2 separate regions of the Mus musculus genome follow, and region 1 is linked to region 2. Evidence: chromatin loops called from intact Hi-C (ENCODE). Cell type or tissue: gastrocnemius. All regions are shown on one strand. Each heading gives the region's core, and the rest is flanking DNA. Links, peaks and the distances in the headings are about the cores only. Region 1 holds the start of Cst9 (cystatin 9). Region 2 overlaps Cst11 (cystatin 11).

What was found. Hi-C counts contacts between places; a loop is a spot of excess contacts. Peaks named below come from ENCODE experiments on the same cell type or tissue, not always from the same donor. Only the 100,000 strongest peaks of a DNase experiment are listed, where the experiment ranks them.
Region 1: it touches region 2 in a loop (2.1-fold over the local background); 4 of 42 quality-filtered maps call a loop at or near these places.

What each region holds. Positions count from the first base shown.
Region 1 is chr2:148,833,139-148,843,924 of GRCm38, forward strand. It overlaps Cst9 (cystatin 9), which reads left to right and starts at 2,009. Exons shown (of 3, transcript NM_009979.1): 1 at 2,009-2,294; 2 at 3,536-3,649; 3 at 5,314-5,599. The coding sequence starts at 2,073. The coding sequence ends at 5,391. In gastrocnemius, for the core only: no CTCF peak of the experiment used is centred there; no DNase peak of the experiment used is centred there.
Region 2 is chr2:148,759,779-148,770,564 of GRCm38, forward strand. It overlaps Cst11 (cystatin 11), which reads right to left. Exons shown (of 3, transcript NM_030059.2): 2 at 10,605-10,709; 3 at 8,840-9,018. The coding sequence ends at 8,932. Among named protein-coding and RNA genes, the nearest start is that of Cst11, 6.3 kb to the right of the region's middle. In gastrocnemius, for the core only: a CTCF peak has its summit at 6,335; no DNase peak of the experiment used is centred there.

The DNA of each region.
Region 1 (10,786 bases), core at 1,039-9,038, 73 kb after region 2:
GGTGGAACTTGTGGCTCTAGTTGTATATGTATCAGAGGATGGCCTAGTCAGTCATCAATGGGAGGAGAGGCCCTAGGTCCTGTGAAGGCTCTATGCCCCAGTATAGGGGAATGCCAGGACCAGGAATGGGAGTGGGTTGGTTGGGGAGCAGGGGGAGGGGGAGGGGATAGGGGCTTTTTGGAGGGTAAACTAGCAAAGGGGATAGCATTTGAAATGTAAATAAAGAACACATCTAATAATATTTATGTTAAAATATTGATGAAAAATAAAATGTAAAACTAAAAAATAAAGAGAAACAATAATAAAAATATTGATAAAAAAGTTTAACTCAAAAAATTTAAAAAATAAAATAAAAGTTATTCATTCTGAAGGCCATTCAGCAGGTTTCCTGCAGGCTTTATTGGAAAAGATACATGTGACTGGAGCTACCCAAGAACCAAAAGCTCTTCTTCAGAGAGTGCCTCCCCTTATGTCCTTGGGAAAGTTGTTTCTATCTTCCTGTCCACCTTGGAAAAGTAGCTTTTCATTATCTATTTCCTGGGAAAATAGCCCTTTGCTGTCTTCCCCCTTCTCCACTGAAAAGAGGCCTTTTCTTTCCTAACAATTAACCACAGAATCGACTATTCCTGGGAAAGAAACTAAAAAGATTTGGGACCTGGAGACGTCCTAATCAGCCTTTTTTTTTCCCCCTTCAGGTTCAGAGAACTCAGAACACCCTTGAGATAGCAGCTCTGTCTTGGTTACAGAGAGTAGATAGGAACTCCAGAAGTTGCTAGCCACCCTGCTGCCAGGCAGCCTCTCTGACACACCTTTTAGACTCCCTGTATATTGGTTTGGACTCCTAGTCTGTTTGTCTGTCTGTTTACTATGTGTATGAGAGAAATGCATGAGTATACACACTTTGATATGTCTCTGAGGACAACTTGGGGGGAGTCTGTTTGTCCTTCCACCAAAGTATCCTGGGAATCAAACTTGGGTCCTCAGGGTTAGCAGCAAGAGTGTTTACTTGCTGAGCCATTTTGCTGGTTTCCTATGCAAGTCTTGTACCCACAACTTCCAGACAAGTGGTCTTTGTTGGTCACAGGCTTCAGCTTTTCAGTTTGTCAGTTCTCTAAAAAAAAAAAAAAAAAAAACCTTTCCCCTTGCCTTAACACTTTTCTAGGTTCTGCCTAAGCCTCAGAACTTGGATCTTTGTCGTTCTTGCATGTTCCCCACTATAGGGCATCAAGACTGGGGAATTTGTTGGGCAAGGCTTGATTGATATATATATATATATATATATATATATGTATATATATATATATATATATGTGTGTGTGTGTGTGTGTGTGTGTGTGTGTGTGTGTGTATGTATATATATATATATATATATATATATAGTTTTTTTTTTAAAGACAGGGTTTCTCTGTGTAGCCCTGCTGTCCTGGAACTCACTTTGTAGACCAAGCTGGTCTTGAACTCAGAAATCTGCCTGCTTCCACCTCGTGTACCACCACTGCCCGGCGGCTAGATATATTCTTATAGCATAGTTCCAGGTTCTGTTTTATAGTCCGACTCAGTGGCAAGTGCATGTGGGATAATGAGTATGGTAACTTCTCTCTCTGTTTGCATCTATGATTTGGTTGATGTTGTTTTTGTTTTGAGAACAGAGTCTCAGGACATAGTCCAGGGTAGCCATGAACTCATAATTCTTATGTCTATTCTTTCTCAATTCTGGCATTATAGACATGTAGCATACTGTAAAGTATCATAACTTCCTGAGTATTTCTCTTAATTTCACAGTCTGTATCTGTCTTCCTCAGATGCTCTCCCCACTAAATATGATCAGGTACCATTGCTATGGTTGAAGACGTTGACTTTGTTTTTTCCTTAGGGACGTTTGGAAGATGCTTGGGCAGCAATGAAAAATGGTGTGGGGGGGGCGTGGCATGTGTGTGCATGTACATGACTGTGATAACTGAGGAGGAGTCTGCCCAAGCTGAAGAGATTATGTGTTGGTGCTGTGCCTGATAGACTCCTGTGGGAGTGAAGAGCTAAGACAGACAAAGCAGTAGCTGTGGAGTTCTGGCTCCATGTCCTGTCCACTGAGAAAGAAAGCTCTGCCTCTCACCATGCTGCTGCTTCTGCTGAGTTTTCATGTTCTCATCACTCCTGTCTCGAAGGCCAATAAAGAAACAAACAGATCTGTTCATTTCATTCCCACAGTGGAATTTGCCGTGAACACATTCAACCAGGAAAGTCAGGATGAATATGCCTACAGGATGGAACATATCATGAGTTCCTGGAGGGAGAAGGTAAGTGTCCTTTTCTGTCTTGTCGGAATGTACCTGCTAGTCCATGAAGAATTGGAGAGAGCAATCCACCTTTTGCAAGTTACACATTGTCAGGAGCCATAAAGGGACAAGCTAATCACTAGCAGGTGGTCATCCTGAAATGGCCTGCTTCGGATTATTATATAATCTGCAACAGGCATGCCCTTATTAAGCAAGGCTGTAAGGGACTCATTTTAGGAAATATTCCTGCTATTAATGTGCTTTTCCTGTTATTATTAAAAATATATAACAATCACTAAGTAGGAGCACACCCCTTTAGAGCAGATCTCTGCAGATCCATGAAGATGTACTGACTTGTAGTGATGCTATGTAGACAAATAGATGACTTAAGTCTTAATGATGATCCTATAAGAATTCCTAAAATTATATCAATGATTATTAAGCTCTTTTATAATGGGGCTGCTATTAGGTCCTTTTCTGATAGTCAAAGCTGCAAAGAGAACTCTGCCAGTCTCCCAAGTTTCACCAGTTAATTTCTCTTAGATGGTAACCAGACTTTCTCCTACCCAGGGCACATTCCAAGAGGTTGTAAAACAATTAACTTAAGGTCATAAAAAGGGAACTAATGATTTATTATAGGTGCTAGGACAGAAGATAAAATATTGACTGGGTTTATCTATACAAAACTTCACTAATAACTTAGTCATGGTTTTAAACAATCAGTGAACCTGTGGAGTTGAGATAGGTGGTGGATGTTTAGCCAGATAATTACTCCTAATGGATATGCATGTAAACATTCACTGTTGAAAACTTCTATTTCAATTTACGATTTGATTTTTTGTGAGAACTTGTGATGAACTTTGTTACATGTGATCATGTATACTGAAGGATGTATAAGTACTGAGGACAAAGAGATGAGGGAAGAGAAAGGAGAATTTTTTGCCTTTCCCCACTTAGGGTCTTTTTTCTTTTCCTCTTAGATAGCTTTCACAGGAAACTTTTTACAACTTAATAATATAGAGTCTGGAGATAATAGTATGGACTGATCTTGACTTCTCTGATTTCTAACAGGTTCCTGCTCTTGAATCTTAACTCTCTAATCTAGAGACTACTACCCTGGCTTCTGTCTTCATAGAGTTTACTCCAGGCCTCGAGGAACTCCAAAAGGAGAGGATTCTGGGTCTCTTCCTATATTGAGCGCAGTCACATAGCCTCTTAAGTGGCAAATGGATCTGTTAATTTTAATCTTTTTCGGTTTACAGGTAAATTTTCCAACCGTGTATTCCATGAGGCTTCAGCTGCGTAGAACCATATGCAAGAAATTTGAGGAGAGTCTCGATATTTGCCCCTTTCAGGAGAGCCATGGTCTGAATAATGTAAGGCAGGACACCAGTCCTCTTAATTTTCACAGTTGTGGATGCTACAGGGGGACTGGGTGGAGTGCAAGAACAAGTGACAGAGCCATGCCTAGGGACCCGAGGATGGGCAGGTTCAAGGCTCCTCAGGACTCTCTGAGCCACAATGTGGAGGTAACATGCATCCCAACGAGGCACATACAGAGCACTAACCAACCTGAGCTCTCAACACTACCCACTGCTTCACTGAAGCTGCTCCCTAGATTTCATAGCCTTACAATGCTTGTATCTCTTTTGATCCTGTGTTCTGGATATACAAAGGGTTACCCATTACCTTATCTTCATTTTCCTTCATTGCCATCAGCAGAAGAAGTCTGGATGGCTCTAACATAACTTTTGTCTGAATGTGCAGTTCTTAGGGTCCTACCCTGACACAATGTCTGAAAGTGAAAAGTGAGGAGGAGCCCCACTCTCATCCCTTTCAGGTCTGGCCTTGGGGCCCTTGTTCTGGTGAACCAGGACAAGGTAAAGCTTGACTGTGAGGACAACTCTATCTAGCATCAGTTGAGCATCTTATCAGAGGTTTCACTAATACATTATCTGATAGGCTAAACCTAAGGGTGGCTTGTTCTAGTTTCATTTGTGTTGCTTTGATAAAATACCCTGACAAAAAGCATCTCTTGGGAGAAAGGGTATATTTTACTCACAACTCCAATTATCAGAGACCTCAAGGCAGCAGGAACTTAAAGCAGGTAGTCATATGACATCCATTGTTGATTCCTAGTTTCTCCTCTGGGATCCAAGCTCCTGGAATGACTCTGAGACTCAGTTATATTTACAAACACCTTGGCCATAAGCTTTGGTTGGTTCCTTAATTAGATCATAACTAAATATCCCATTTATTCTAATTTAATTTCTGCCATGTGGCTAGTTACCTCTGCTCAGCTCTCATGTGTCTATCCTCTTTCATGTCCTGAGGAGACTCCTTCACTTGGCTCAATCCCAGAACCCTCTCTGCCTACCGGATGTCCTGCTTTCTAGTCTACCCTTTCCTATATGCTTTTTACTAAACAGATGATGCATCAATACAGTACATGCAGATTCTCTCTACAACCCATAGTCAGAAATAAAGAAAAATGAATATACACAGGCTTCTAGTACTTAGCTCCCTTTCCCCACTCTAATGTATTTCAGGTTCCAAACCCAGGAAATGGTGCCACCAACTGTAGGCTGGGTCTTTCCACAATTAATATAATCAAGACAACTCCCCACTGACATTCTCACTGGCCAACCTGATCTAGGGCATCTCTCACTGAGATTCTCTTTCCAGATGATTCTAAACTGTGTTAGGTTGGCAATTAAAACTAATTAACTATCCCAGTGGGTAATCTTGACAGGGTGCTTTCTACCATTACTGTTAGGCATTTGAATTACACAAGAACATCCTAGATATTCTTCTTGAGGTCTTTGTTTGTTGAGGGAGAGTTGCAACAAGTACTCTTAGATTTCCATGGTGCTTCAGATCAAGACGCAAGTCAATATTTGCCAAGGGTTCACTGGGCAGTCTGAAGATGTTTTTCTCCTTCTATGGAAGGGAAAGGGTGAAATGTCGGCTGTTCAGAGTACAATCCACCAACTTTCTCACCCTCTTTTTTTCACTGTCTTTTCTTATTATTTTTCCTCAGACCTTCACCTGCCTGTTTACTGTCGGTACCTATCCCTGGATAACAAAATTCAAGCTCTTCAGGAGTGTGTGCTCATAGTTTCTCTGATGGGAGTCACCCATGGACTGGTCACGTACTTCTCTGCATCCGTGAAGGGGTTACCCTTGGCAGAACCTCTGTGCTCATTTTCCTTGTTTTGCAGCATTGTGCAGTATCAAGACTGGATATGTGGATAATAATGAGGGGAAAGTGTACATTGCTGTTGTTTCATCATGTAGAATAGCTCATTAAATATTGCATTTCTGAACATGTTTTGTGTATAATTTTAGAGGAAGTACCATGGGCCAGTGGTGCGGACAATTTGAGTTTCTAAAATTTTGCCCACACTTTGAAGCCCCTAAGGGGATCACAGGATACATTAGTAAGCAAGCTGTACAAGAACTATTGCCACACAAATACAGAAGTACAATGACTGTGGTCTCCTAGGACACTAAATATCCAAGAAGGGCCCAGGTCTCTGACACTCTTACCCTAGCATATGTGTTCAGCCTCTGATTTCCAGAAAGAAGTTTACAGGCTTCCCCGGGTGAAAAGAGTAACAAGTTGGGTTTATAGTTACTAAATAATTACTTATTGCTTGACTTTTCAGTCGGTCAAGATGTCAATAAAATAGTTAAGAATATTGAGCTGGAAAACCTCAAGACTAGTAGCAGAGAACAATTTAGTGCTTACTAAAACTCATTGGGTGTGGGCTGGAGAGATGGCTCAGCAGTTAAAAGCCTGTACTGCTCTTGCAGAGAACCTGAATTTGAATCCTAGGGTCCTCACATGTACCCATGTATACACATACTCCCCCCACCCCTCACATAGTTCTTAAAATAATCACTGGGCATGGCATCAGCCAGGTGGTAGGAGAGGACTTGTTAGTACTCTCTTACAGAAAACTCAAGTTTGCCAACTGTGTGCACGTGAAACTATCGTCACAAACTATCAGAAATCAGGTGAGATTTCAGCACCTTGGGTAAGCACAGAAGTATGAGGAGACACACTGAGCAGGAAGGGAGGGTTTACATTACTCTTATCAGCCTGATCCAACTGCAGGAAACAGAGACATTCTTTCTGCTGGTGAGAGAAGACTAGATTCTGCTTTGGATGCCAACATCTGATGTACTTTATAAATCTACAACTAGGATATAATCCACAACCAACCTCTTTACCCAGATGGCCCACAATCTGAGACTCTAGCCCCACCCTGAATAAGAATTGGCCATAGAATCTAGACATCCCATAGGGAACTGGCCTGCTATGCCAACCATGTTGGCCCTAGTGATCTAGGATCACAAACCTTCCCCAAATTTTAGGCTGTTACCCATGATCTAAGCTCTACCCTGGTCCCAGCAGAACTAGAGTCCTGGGTCCATCATGTTCCAGCAGATAGGAGCTAAGTGTATCCTGTTGGAACCCGTTGACCAACCATGGCAGCAAGTTTAACTGTAGAGTGACCTTGTGGACATGGACTAGGTCCAGCTCTTTAGGTCAGTATTCAGAGCTGCTCCTGTTCTGCCTTGCTTGTCCCAGCCTTAGATCAGGAGATAGTAGAACCCCGAAGAGGAGAATCATGGGATTAATTATAAAAATACTTTCTTTTAGTCTCTCTGTCTCGCTGTCTCTCTGTCTCTGTCTCTGTCTCTCTCTCTCATTCTGTGTGTGTGTGTGCACATGTGTGGGCATGTGTGTATGTGTGCCCTAACTTCCTTTCAGTTTACTACTATTGATTGACCTGAGCATGCTGTGGCCTAGGTAGCTCTTGATCATGGTTGCTGAACCTCCATAAGATCCCTCTGGGTGGCTGTAGGACTCACTCAAATGCCAGCCCACTGCCAGTTCTCACTATAACTGCCAGTGATTCCTGTCTCAGCTCAGGGCTTCCTGACTCTTTGTAGTCCTGGGCAATTCTGTTACCTAAACCAATTTCAGCAAGATAATTCACAATTGTTTTGTGGACAGTTGTAATTCTTGCAGTATAGACAGCCATGGAAAGTAACATTTTTTTTATCACCTCATTTCCGTTGATGCCAAGAGAGAAAGGCTATTCTCACAAAACATGATCAGGTCAGGAGATTTATACCTGTTAGCTAACTCCTCTCTGTTCTTGTTACTACTTTTCCTGTGATTTTTCATTTATTTCTTTGAATATCATTGAATTCTTATTGCCCTTTATTTATTTAGAATTTGCCCATTTTATATTTACTGTCAAAATTATTTTTATTGTATTCTATAAGTATGAAAATATTGCACTCTTCCTGTTTTCCTTGAAATCAAAGGAAATTTGACTTTAAGACTGTGTGAAATTGAGATTATTTTGTCCTTTAGTGTTTGGTGGACCTAGAAAATTTATTTTATTTTTGAGTTTTTTGAGGAAATTTACTTTTATTATTTATTTATTCAAATGGCTTTTGGTCTATCCATAAATATCATATTTGCAGAGTCATTTAATCTGTATTTTCTCAAATGTTTGTTAATCCAACTATAATTCTAAATATATTAATTATCATAAAATGTTGCAACTTTTCTCATCATTTTTTACTGTGACAATTTTCACATATAAATAGTGCAACTGAAATATTAATACATGCACAAAGAGTCCTGAATCATCTTTATAAAATGTTGCCCCTTTTTTCAAAATCAGGCACACCTTGAGTGAGTTTTTGTTGGTGGTACAAAGGAGAAGCCCAGTTTCCCCCTAAACTATCTATGGACAGTCAGTTTCTCATGGTCTACAATGGCATGGGTACCATATAGCTAAAGTTTTGGACACATATTTACCTGCATCAGTGAGACTACATCAATTGCACATCTTGCTCCTTTTCCATTGACTGACTCTTCCTTTGCCTGGCCAATGTGGGTTTTATAAAAATCTAATATGTATTAGTTTTCCTATTAATACACACAAAATAAAGTTTTTTTAAAAAAATTCTGTGGAATATACAGACTGATTTTGGGGGAAATGGGCATTTTTAGAACCTAGAGTTCAAGTGCACTGGCATGAACTATTTCTTCATTGAATTGTCTCTTTTTCAATCTCCGTAACATTTGATTACTTTCTACAACGTACCTAATTTTATTGACTTCTTATGTAAGTCCATGTTTTCTGTTTTGCTTTTTGTTAGTTAGTTAGTTAGTTAGTTAGTTAGTTAGTTAGTTAGTTAGTTTGAGACAGGGCCTCTCTACAGAGTCCTGATTGTCAAGGAATTCACTATGTAGACCAGGCTGGTTTCAACTCACAGAGATCTTCCTACCTTTGTTTCCTGAGTGCTGGAATTAAAGTCATGTACTACCACACTCAGCCTGTAAGTTCATGCCTTAATTTGATATTATGTTGTTGTTTTTTTAATTACGTATTTTCCTCAATTACATTTCCAATGCTATCCCAAAAGTCCCCCACACCCTCCCCCTCACTCCCCTACTCACCCATTCCCATTTTTTGGCCCTGGCATTCCCCTGTACTGGGGCATATAAAGTTTGCATGTCCAATGGGCATCTCTTTCCAGTGATGGTCAACTAGGCCATCTTTTGATACATATGCAGCTAGAGTCAAGAGCTCCGGGGTACTGGTTAGTTCATAATGTTGCACCTACAGGGTTGCAGATCTCTTTAGCTCCTTGGATACTTTCTCTAGCTCCTCCATTGGGGGCCCTGTGATCCATCCAATAGCTGACTGTGAGCATCCACTTCTGTGTTTGCTAGGCCCCGGCCTAGTCTCACAAGAGACAGCTATATCACAGTCCTTGCAACAAACACTTGCTAGTGTATGCAATGGTGTCATCGTTTGGAGGCTAATTATGGGATGGATCCCTGGATATGGCAGTCTCTAGATGTTTTATTGGTTATAATTATTTAAAATACGTATTATCTTAAAACCATAAATTTCACTTTTTATGTTTAAAATCGTTATAGTTATTTCTTTGACAATTTTATACATATTTACAAAACATTACTTTCTCCCTACACTCTCTCTTATCTTCTTCCTACTCATTTCAGTCCCCATTCCTACCCATCCTCTTCCCAGATTCATGACTCTTGGTTTTGCTGTAGGACCATTTAATTAGACCATCTGTGTGACCACTGGATTGGACCTACGCACTGGAGCCAGTTATGGTTACCAGAGGGTATACAACTGAAAGCAATGGATCTCTGTTCCCCTAAATTTATCTTTAGGATACAGTTAGTTTAGCAGTGAGGAATAAGGACCCCCCAGTCCCTCCTTATCCTTGCTTGGCTTTTGATGGGCCCATTCTTGTACAGACTCCATATTGTCATACAGGTTGTTGAAAGTTGATTATCATGGCTATGTCAGGACAAAGGATGGCATTTCACAGCCCTTCTCTTCTTAACCATCTTCCACTTCCTAACAAATTTCTACTCCCTCTTCTGAGCCATGGTATAGTTTATGTGTCTTTTTTAGAGCTGAGCATTCAGCTCACACTTCTTAGCACAGAGTGAAGCCTTAAGATTCTGCCTTCAAAAGAAATTAAAGAAGATCTCAAAGTGTGGACACTTTGCCCCTTCTTAGAATTGGGAACAAAACACCCATGGAAGGAGTTACAGAGACAAAGTTTGGAGCTGAGACAAAAGGATGGACCATCTAGAGACTGCCATATCCAGGTATCCATCCCATAATCAGCCTCCAAACGCTGACACCATTGCATACACTAGCAAGATTTTGCTGAAAGGACCCAGATGTAGCTGTCTCTTGTGAGACTATGCCGGGGCCTAGCAAACACATAAGTGGATGCTCACAGTCAGCTATTGGATGGATCACAGGACCCCCAATGGAGGAGCTAGAGAAAGTACCCAAGGAGCTAAAGGGATCTGCAACCCTATAGGTGGAACAACATTATGAACTAACCAGTACCCCGGAGCTCTTGACTCTAGCTGCATCTGTATCAAAAGATGGCCTAGTTGGCCATCACTGGAAAGAGAGGCCCATTGGACATGCAAACTTTATATGCCCTGGTACAGGGGAATGCCAGGGCCAAAAAGTGGGAGTGGGTGGGTAGGGGAGTGGGGGGGGATGGTATGGGGGACTTTTGGGATAGCATTGGAAATGTAAATGAGGAAAATACCTAATAAAAAATAAACAAAACAAAACAAAACAAAACAAAAGATTCTGCCTTCATTGCAGTTCACTGGAAAATAGAGGCTTCTCTGATTAGGGCTGATAGTGGTAGTTGCCTCTGGATGTTAATGTACACATTTCGAAGGTGGACCTTTTGTTTTTTGACACATGATCTCATATAGCTTTGGCTGGCTTTGAACTCACTGTGTAACTGAGAATGACCTTGAACTTCTAATCCCCCTTTACTCTTAAAAAATGCATTGAGTCTATTTAGTGGTGTCAGTGTATGCATGGATGTGAGACCATCTACCTGATCATGGGTAGCCTCGAAGGGCTGCATCCCTGAGCAAAACTGACTCTACTTCCCTGAGCATC
Region 2 (10,786 bases), core at 1,775-9,774:
TCTTCAATAACAAAAAAATAACAGAAAGCCAACACTCACGTGGAAACTGAACAACACTCTTCTCAATGATACCTTGGTCAAGGAAGGAATAAAGAAAGAAATTAAAGACTTTTTAGAGTTTAATGAAAATGAAGCCACAACGTACCCAAACCTTTGGGACACAATGAAAGCATTTCTAAGAGGGAAACTCATAGCTCTGAGTGCCTCCAAGAAGAAACGGGAGAGAGCACATACTAGCAGCTTGACATCACATCTAAAAGCTCTAGAAAAAAAGGAAGCAAATTCACCCAAGAGGAGTAGACGGCAGGAAATAATCAAACTCAGGGGTGAAATCAACCAAGTGGAAACAAGAAGAACTATTCAAAGAATTAACCAAACGAGGAGTTGGTTCTTTGAGAAAATCAACAAGATAGATAAACCCTTAGCTAGACTCACTAGAGGGCACAGAGACAAAATCCTAATTAACAAAATCAGAACTGAAAAGGGAGACATAACAACAGATCCTGAAGAAATCCAAAACACCATCAGATCCTTCTACAAAAGGCTATACTCAACAAAACTGGAAAACCTGGACGAAATGGACAAATTTCTGGACAGATACCAGGTACCAAAGTTGAATCAGGATCAAGTTGACCTTCTAAACAGTCCCATATCCCCTAAAGAAATAGAAGCAGTTATAAATAGTCTCCCAGCCAAAAAAAGCCCAGGACCAGACGGGTTTAGTGCAGAGTTCTATCAGATCTTCAAAGAAGATCTAATTCCAGTTCTGCACAAACTTTTTCACAAGATAGAAGTAGAAAGTACTCTACCCAACTCATTTTATGAAGCCACTATTACTCTGATACCTAAACCACAGAAAGATCCAACAAAGATAGAGAACTTCAGACCAATTTCTCTTATGAATATCGATGCAAAAATCCTCAATAAAATTCTCGCTAACCGAATCCAAGAACACATTAAAGCAATCATCCATCCTGACCAAGTAGGTTTTATTCCAGGGATGCAGGGATGGTTTAATATACGAAAATCCATCAATGTAATCCACTATATAAACAAACTCAAAGACAAAAACCACATGATCATCTCGTTAGATGCAGAAAAAGCATTTGACAAGATCCAACACCCATTCATGATAAAAGTTCTGGAAAGATCAGGAATTCAAGGCCCATACCTAAACATGATAAAAGTAATCTACAGCAAACCAGTAGCCAACATCAAAGTAAATGGAGAGAAGCTGGAAGCAATCCCACTAAAATCAGGGACTAGACAAGGCTGCCCACTTTCTCCCTACCTTTTCAACATAGTACTTGAAGTATTAGCCAGAGCAATTCGACAACAAAAGGAGATCAAGGGGATACAAATTGGAAAGGAGGAAGTCAAAATATCACTTTTTGCAGATGATATGATAGTATATATAAGTGACCCTAAAAATTCCACCAGAGAACTCCTAAACCTGATAAACAGCTTCGGTGAAGTAGCTGGATATAAAATTAACTCAAACAAGTCAATGGCCTTTCTCTACACAAAGAATAAACAGGCTGAGAAAGAAATTAGGGAAACAACACCCTTCTCAATAGTCACAAATAATATAAAATATCTCGGCGTGACTCTAACTAAGGAAGTGAAAGATTTGTATGATAAAAACTTCAAGTCTCTGAACAAAGAAATTAAAGAAGATCTCAGAAGATGGAAAGATCTCCCATGCTCATGGATTGGCAGGATCAACATTGTAAAAATGGCTATCTTGCCAAAAGCAATCTACAGATTCAATGCAATCCCCATCAAAATTCCAACTCAATTCTTCAACGAATTAGAAGGAGCAATTTGCAAATTCATCTGGAATAACAAAAAACCTAGGATAGCAAAAACTCTTCTCAAGGATAAAAGAACCTCTGGTGGAATCACCATGCCTGACCTAAAGCTTTACTACAGAGCAATTGTGGTAAAACCTGCATGGTACTGGTATAGAGACAGACAAGTAGACCAATGGAATAGAATTGTAGACCCAGAAATGAACCCACATACCTATGGTCACTTGATCTTCGACAAGGGAGCTAAAACCATCCAGTGGAAGAAAGACAGCATTTTCAACAATTGGTGCTGGCACAACTGGTTGTTATCATGTAGAAGAATGCGAATCGATCCATACTTATCTCCTTGTACTAAGGTCAAATCTAAATGGATCAAAGAACTTCACATAAAACCAGAGACACTGAAGCTTATAGAGGAGAAAGTGGGGGAAAGCCTTGAAGATATGGGCACAGGGGAAAAATTCCTGAACAGAACAGCAATGGCTTGTGCTGTAAGATCGAGAATTGACAAATGGGACCTAATGAAACTTCAAAGTTTCTGCAAGGCAAAAGACACCGTCAATAAGACAAAGAGACCACCAACAGATTGGGAAAGGATCTTTACCTATCCTAAATCAGATAGGGGACTAATATCCAACATATATAAAGAACTCAAGAAGGTGGACTTCAGAAAATCAAATAACCCCATTAAAAATGGGGCTCAGAACTGAACAAAGAATTCTCACCTGAGGAATACCGAATGGCAGAGAAGCACCTGAAAAAATGTTCAACATCCTTAATCATCAGGGAAATGCAAATCAAAACAACCCTGAGATTCCACCTCACACCAATCAGAATGTCTAAGATCAAAAATTCAGGTGACAGCAGATGCTGGCGTGGATGTGGAGAAAGAGGAACACTCCTCCATTGTTGGTGGGATTGCAGGCTTGTACAACCACTCTGGAAATCCGTCTGGCGGTTCCTCAGAAAATTGGACATAGTACTACCGGAGGATCCAGCAATACCTCTCCTGGGCATATATCCAGAAGATGCCCCAACTGGTAAGAAGGACACATGCTCCACTATGTTCATAGCAGCCTTATTTATAATAGCCAGAAGCTGGAAAGAACCCAGATGCCCCTCAACAGAGGAATGGATACAGAAAATGTGGTACATCTACACAATGGAGTACTACTCAGCTATTAAAAAGAATGAATTTATGAAATTCCTAGCCAAATGGATGGACCTGGAGGGCATCATCCTGAGTGAGGTAACACATTCACAAAGGAACTCACACAATATGTACTCACTGATAAGTGGATATTAGCCCAAAACCTAGGATACCCAAGATATAAGATACAATTTCCTAAACACATGAAACTCAAGAAAAATGAAGACTGAAGTGTGGACACTATGCCCCTCCTTAGAAGTGGGAACAAAACACCCTTGGAAGGAGTTACAGAGACAAAGTTTGGAGCTGAGATGAAAGGATGGACCATGTAGAGACTGCCTTATCCAGGGATCCACCCCATAATCAGCATCCAAACGCTGACACCATTGCATACACTAGCAAGATTTTATCGAAAGAACCCAGAGGTAGCTGTCTCTTGTGAGACTATGCCGGGGCCTAGCAAACACAGAAGTGGATGCTCACAGTCAGCTAATGGATGGATCACAGGGCTCCCAATGGAGGAGCTAGAGAAAGTACCCAAGGAGCTAAAGGGATCTGCAACCCTATAGGTGGATCAACATTATGAACTAACCAGTACCCCGGAGCTCTTGACTCTAGCTGCATATGTATCAAAAGATGGCCTAGTCGGCCATCACTGGAAAGAGAGGCCCATTGGACACACAAACTTTATATGCCCCAGAACAGGGGAACGCCAGGGCCAAAAAGGGGGGGGTGGGCGGGTAGGGGAGTGGGGGTGGGTGGGTATGGGGGACTTTTGGTATAGCATTGGAAATGTAAATGAGCTAAATACCTAATAAAAAATGGAAAGAAAAAAAAAAAGTTCCCCAAGGCCTTGTTCACCATGCATCATTCTTTTGGCTGTGTCAGGACAATTGTCCTAGCGGGAAGCATGGTGACATGCAGGCAGACAAGGTGCTAGAGAAGTAGCTTAGATTTCTACATCCAGATCCTCAGGCAGCAAGGCCTAGCTTGAGGATTTGAAACCTCAGAGCACACCCCCAGAGACACACCTCCTCCAACAAGGCCACTCCTACTCCAACAAGCCACCCCTCCTAATAGTGCCACTCCCTATGAGCCTCTAGGGGACTATTTTCATTCAAACCACTACAAAGAGATATAGAGTAGTGTCCCAGGGGAAGATAGAAACTCTGAGTCCTTGTGATTGCAGCCACAGGGTGCACTTAATCCCCAGCAACAAGCTATGAAGGCATTTGTGACAAAGTGTCTGCTAGGGACCAATGTTGGAGACTCAGCGCTCATGTTGTTTGGGGCTGGTCTCATAGGCCTGTGTCAAGTTCCAGACTCTAGGAGGAGAGAGGTGCCAGACACAGGCCTCACTTGTGTTTGTAGTGTGGACATATGGAGGCCCTTTGGTAGGTTTACCATCAATGTGCAGACAGTTACCCTCTAGGACTCCAGACTGCAGGCATGGTTCAGTGAGCTTATATTCTCACTTCCCTATAGCTACCTCCTTCCCATGACTCACAGCTCAGCAGAGAGGTCACAGAATGAGAGCTGAGGGCTCTCACTTTGAGCTGAGAGCATGTTGAGTGTACCATGTGATGCTTGGCCAACTCCCTGAGCCTGCCCTGTCTCAATCAGAGGGCAACTAGAGAAACTTAGGGGAGAAGAATGTAGATCCCTAAGCAAGCGCCTCATGTGAACCAAGATGCCTGGAGGAGAAGAGGACACAGGGAAAGAGTGGAAGTTGATACATTTGTACAGAGCCCAATGTACCCTGGCATGCAGATCCAATGCCCACGGGGCCTCTGAAGACCCACATTGCCCTCCACTTTCTCCCTGAACCCACTGAGTCATCTCTTCAGTCTCTAAACACACCATTCCTGTTCACTCTTTAATAATGGACCTGTGAGTGGTTTTCAGGATTTTTTTAATTTTTAATTTTTTTTAGGTAGTGTCTAGGTAGGTAGTTCAAGTTGGTTTTGAATTTGAGATCCTCCTGTCCCAGCATTCCTGACTCCTGGGATTATCAGCACATACCACCATACCTATCTAGTTTCAGTGTCTAATAATACCTTTTAGCAATAAGCATGTGTGAACCTATGTCAAAGGTGGACGTGCACATGTGTCTCTAGTGTTGACCCCATGGGGGTTGCATTTACACAGCACAAGCTACTTTTGAACTTTTTTTCACTTTTCCCAACCTACTCTGCCTTTCCATTGTTATTTACTTCAGACACGGGCATGGTGGTTCAGACTTACACTCTCAGCATTCAGGAGGTTGAGTTGGGGAGTTACTGTGAGTTAGAGAGGCCACTCTGAGCTATAGAGAGATATAGTGTCTCAAAATTATTGACTAAATAAATATTAAGGAAATAAACTATGGTATTGCTTTGAGCTGTGTTCAGATGCTCCGTTCTTACTCACGTTTACATGGTGGACTTATGTTCAGTTTCTGTTTTTTACTTTATGTGATTTCATATTGACACTATCTTTTTAAATTGTATTTGTTGTGTTGTGTGCATGTGTGTGTGTTAAGTGTGAGTGTGAATGCATGTGTGCTCTTCCAGAGGACCAGAGCTCAATTCCAAGCTCACAACTATCACTCTCCTGCTCCAGGAGATCCAACACCCTCTTCTAGTCTCCATGGACATTGGCAGGCATACTGAACACAGGGACATATAGACATATAAGTAAAAATTATTTAAAATTAACATATATTTCAGCGAAAGTCCAGGGCTTAATACTATTAGTAGAACCTGCTGACATTGTACATTGTAGACTATATGCATGCACACACACACACACACGGGAGAGAAAGAGAGAGAGAGAGAGAGAGAGAGAGAGAGAGAGAGAGAGAGAGAAAGAGAGAGAGAGAGAAAGAGAGAGAGAGAGAGAGGGGGGAAAGAGAGAGGAGAGAGGGAGAGAGAGGAGAGAGAGGAGAGAGAGAGAATAATGAGGGAAAACAGCAGGTGCAGCAGATAGAGTTAAGGTGTTTATCCAGTTAGGATTTGCTAAAGATGGCTCTATGAACCATTAAGAACCATGATATCCCTGGCTCCTCTGAGTTGAGGTATCTAGGGCACAACAAAAGGGGAGTTGTGTGGAAGGAACCTGGGGACACTGAAGTTGTGGTGGTCCCACTGTTAATGTGCCACCATGAAAATTGCTTCCAAACTCCTGTGGAGACATAAATCTACAACATGAGAAGAGGTAGGACCTACCTGGACTTTTAGGAGGTTACTGGGTCTCTGTACCCATCAGTGAATGAACTCGTGTGATAAATGAGTTAATGGGTTAATGACTTACTTACTGCATCATGGTGAGAGCCGGTCAGTTATAAAAGCCAATGTAGATGGGTTTCTGCTACTTCCTGCCTCAGGACTCTGTCAAAAAGAAGACTACACTAGATGGTGCTCTTTAACCTTAGACCAGAACCATGAGCCCAAATAAAGTTCTCTTTATAATTTACCAGTCTGTTTATTCTATAACCTAAAGAGTCCAGTTATGTTTCTGTTGTCATATACACACAGCTGTGATCATATCCACTAGAGTGTGGTGGTCACAACAGCGGCCACACTCATAAAGAGAACATGATGTTGGGAGGGGCTGGGTGTTCTTGGGAGGAGTTAGGAGGAGGAGTGAGAGGTGAATATGACCAAAAATACCTTGGATGCATGTTTAAAATTTCTGGAGAGCCGGGCGTGGTGGTGCACGCCTTTAGTCCCAGCACTTGGGAGGCAGAGGCAGACGGATTTCTGAGTTCGAGGCCAGCTTGGTCTACAAAGTGAGTTCCAGGACAGACAGAGAGAATTAATGAACATGTATTTTTAAACTACACTTAAATCCTATATAAGTGGAAAGTACCTTTGTTAGAGTAGAAATTCTGGAATTCTAGTGAGAGAAGGAGTTTTTGCCATTTGTAATAAGTGAAGAAACGGACGTAGAAACTCTTAACAATCTCAGTCCAAATGTCCCTTTTCTAGAATGCACTGGCTAAGAACATTCATTTCACCTCTTGATTTCTCCTACAAATGATCGTCTACTTTCTACTTTCTAATTCCTTAAATAAGAAACATAATACAAATTTTAAATGATACTCGTGAATGTTAGGTTTTATAACAATTGTTTAGCATTTTGTAAGTTCCTTATGCATAATGAGCACAGGATAAATCACAACCAATGTCATGATTAATTCCACAGTTTTATTTATAGATTTCACTCAATGTGAGCTATTTTATTTTATTGTTTGTGTGTGTGTGTGCAAATGTGTGTGTGCATGTGTGTGTACAGGTGCCCATTGATGTCGGAGGCCTTGGATCCCTCAGGAGCTGGAATTCCAGGTGGTCATGAGTTGCCTGACATGGGTCCTGTGAACAGAACCCATGTTCTCTGCAAGAGGGAAGCCCTCTTAACCTCTGAGCCGTTTCTCCAGTCCCAGTTTGAGATATTTTAAACAATACAAGCATGTCTGACAAGTTATTTAAAGTCTGCCTCCAAGTAATTTAATTAATTAAGTAAGTAAGTATATATTCATGTTTTATCCAAAATACTGGTGAACATCTTCAAACTTAATCTAAAGTCCAAGGAATATTGCAAAGAACAATTGTATATTCCCCATCTGCTCTCTAGCTTATACTTTGTATTGACATTATGCATTTCCCTCCCCATTCTTATATTTACCCAACAGTCTCCTTTTCATATGTATCTCAAATTTTGATGAAGACAACAGTATGCTCTACCCTAAACATGTCTGATTGAAAATGAAACGGATTTCACAACTTGTGTTTTCCTCCCTTTGAGCTAAAAATTTTAATATATAATTATACTAATTGTTAAAAATAATTTACCTCGTTTGTGGTATTCTGTTGCTAGTAATAAGACACACACTGGTCCTAACTGCTATTATAAGGTGGTGGGAGTCTAGATCCAGGTTTAGTGTTTTTTTCTTTTTTCTTTTTTTACTTTCTAACAATATTTTATTCTTTTTAAATTGTTTTTATTTGCTTCCATTCCAAATGTTGCTACCCTTCCTGGTCCACCCTCAAAATGTTCCCCATCCCCCCTCTGAGAGGGTGCTCCCACCCCTCACCCACCTATCAACTCTCATGCTGCCCTCCACATCCCTCTTTTTGGCGGGCATCAAGTCTCTACAAGATTAGGCACTTACAGAAAGAGAGGGAATCTCTCAACTATGGACCAGGAGCAAATCCTTGTTGTTCTTTGTGTTCTTTCTTCTCCATTCATACTTCAGTAGAGGAGAGGAGGGCTCTTTGCCAGGTTTCTGTGGGATCCCATCATGGGAGTCCCTTGTAAACATCTCTTGTGTTCAGTTACCTACTGTCAACATCTCTCCACCTCCTTATTTTCCTTCTTCCCAGTTTTCCCATCTTGCCTTAAAACTGAGACTATTGGGCCTGGGACTGTTGCTCAGTTCATAGGATACTTGTGTAGCCTGCATGAAGTCCCGTGTTTGAAACCCACCACTGCATAAAGCTGTGTGTGTCTGTTATCCCTGCACTTGGGAGGTGGAGGAAGAAAGATGAGAAGTTCAAAGACATTCTCAGCTTCATAGTGAGTTCAAGATTAGCCTGAGGCTACCTGAGACCTGACCTCCAAACCAAACCAAACCAAACCAAACCAAACCAAACCAAACCAAACCAAACCAAACCAAACCAAACCAAACCATCTGACAAAAAAAAAAAAATTCTAAAGTCTCCTACTTGTTAGGAAGCTAAAAATGAAGTTCTCCTAAGCATGTGGGTGTAAACAGTGGTTCAGAAAGTATCTGTATTATCCCATTGGAACTCCTAGTAGACCTCCACATTTTCTTATAATAACTGAAGAATTTATAGGGGAGAACTGGAATCACAGCTTGAAGACCATGAAGAGAATAGGCTGACTTTTTTATTAGGCAAATTGAGGGCTTCTATTGATTGCAGGGGGATTGGAAGCATGGAGGATGACACCGCATGTGCTCCAGGACACTCAGCTGATATCGGTACAGTTTTTCTTGAGTATTTTGAATACTTCAACCCAGGGAATGGCGTACACTGAGAAGTAGCACTGGATTTTCTAAAACAACAAAAGACCAATACGTGTATTTTAAAAGACGAACAAGAGCTGGGCATGGAAGTACCCTGTAATCCCAGCAATTGGGAACCTGAGGTGAGAGGTTTATAGTAAGAAATGGGCTCCATAGTTAGACTCGTTCTAAAAAACAAAAGAAACAAACAATAAGTTAAGATAAAGAGGCCAAAATGGAAGGTTATAAGGAAGAGAACATCAAACCTGAGGCTGGGTAAGTAGCAATGCCTCATTGTCCCTCCGATCCTGATATTTATGTCATTCCACTCACATAACAAACGTGTTGCTAAGACTATTCTGAAGAAGGTCCTGTCTGTGGTCAGATGTGGAGTAGGACTAGGGGCCACCAACCCATACTTAATGTGGGAATTACTGATTCCATTTTCTCACCATTGCCATTCACATGGTATTTACCATGGCCTCTCTCTCTGGGTTTCTGTTGGATCTTCATCTCCTTTCTTCTTTCCCTGCATCCCTTCCCCTTCATAGATTGATTCCTTCCTTCCTTCCTTCCTTCCTTCCTTCCTTCCTTCCTTCCTTCCTTCCTTCCTTCTTCCCTCCCTCCTTCCCTCCTTCTCTCTCTTTCCTCCATCTACTTAGCTATCCATCCACCCACTCACAAGCTGCCCACTTGTATCCATCCATCCTTCCACCCATTCTTTCCTTCTATCTATTCATTTCATATTCCTTTCATTCACCCAAACTAATGATTTTATGTTCTAATATGAAGAGGAAGCCCAGGAAAGGACACATTTGTGTGTTGAGAATCTCCAAGTCATTGTTACTAGATTGACCAATAGTTTACGAACCAAACAAGGACATGTTATGAGCAAAAGATGAGGCTAATAGTGATTACATTAAAAATGACATCACTTGGGAGGCAGAGGCAGGAAAATTTCTGAGTTTGAGGCCAACCTGGTCTACAGAGTGAGTTCCAGGACAGTCAGGGCTACACAGAGAAACCCTGTCTTGAAAAACCAAAAAAAAAAAAAAAAAAATTATGTCAACATCGACCAGGATGATAGGATGATGCTGGGCAAGGAGGGACATATGGCCATCCTTTATCAAATTCACTTGAGGAAAGTTAAGAGAAAGTTACAGGGTTGTTAGGATTCCTCTGTGTGTTGGACCCACTCTGACTATGCTCACAGATGTGGCAATGGTGTGGGGCAGTATTAAGCCAGCCTCCTGCTGGATCAAAAAGAAGGCTGCTGGGGACTGAGGTACCTTTGGGGCTGAAAGCCTCTCAGCAGACCACCCACACAGATTTTTTTTTTTAGTCTACCTCTACAGCAGTCAAATTATTTTCAAATGAACATTCCCACTTCCAGATAAAATATACTTAATAAATAACTGCTTCCCTTGGCCTGAGTTGTCCCCTTGTAATTCAGCCCCTCAACTTCTCCCTTTGGACCCCTTTCTCTTCCTTGTGATTCTTCTAGCATCAACAAAAGAGATATCATTCATAAGATTTTCTTTCGAGCAACCTTGAGTAGATCCCAAGCAGGTCTGTCTTCTCTTATGCTAAAGCCATGGGGGGAAACTGGCTTTATGTGAATGAGCTTGCCCAGCACCTTGTGAAGTTCCCCTTTCTGGATATCACAGAGGCTCGTCTCTGTCTTCAAGCAGGTGGTCCGCTGCATTTCCACTGTGATGTGATACTCCAGGTGACCTGTCACCTGTGGATAATGAGGGGAAGGCAAATGGTGAATATCTGCTTCTCCTCTTTCTGGCTTCTATATGGGCAGGACAGCTT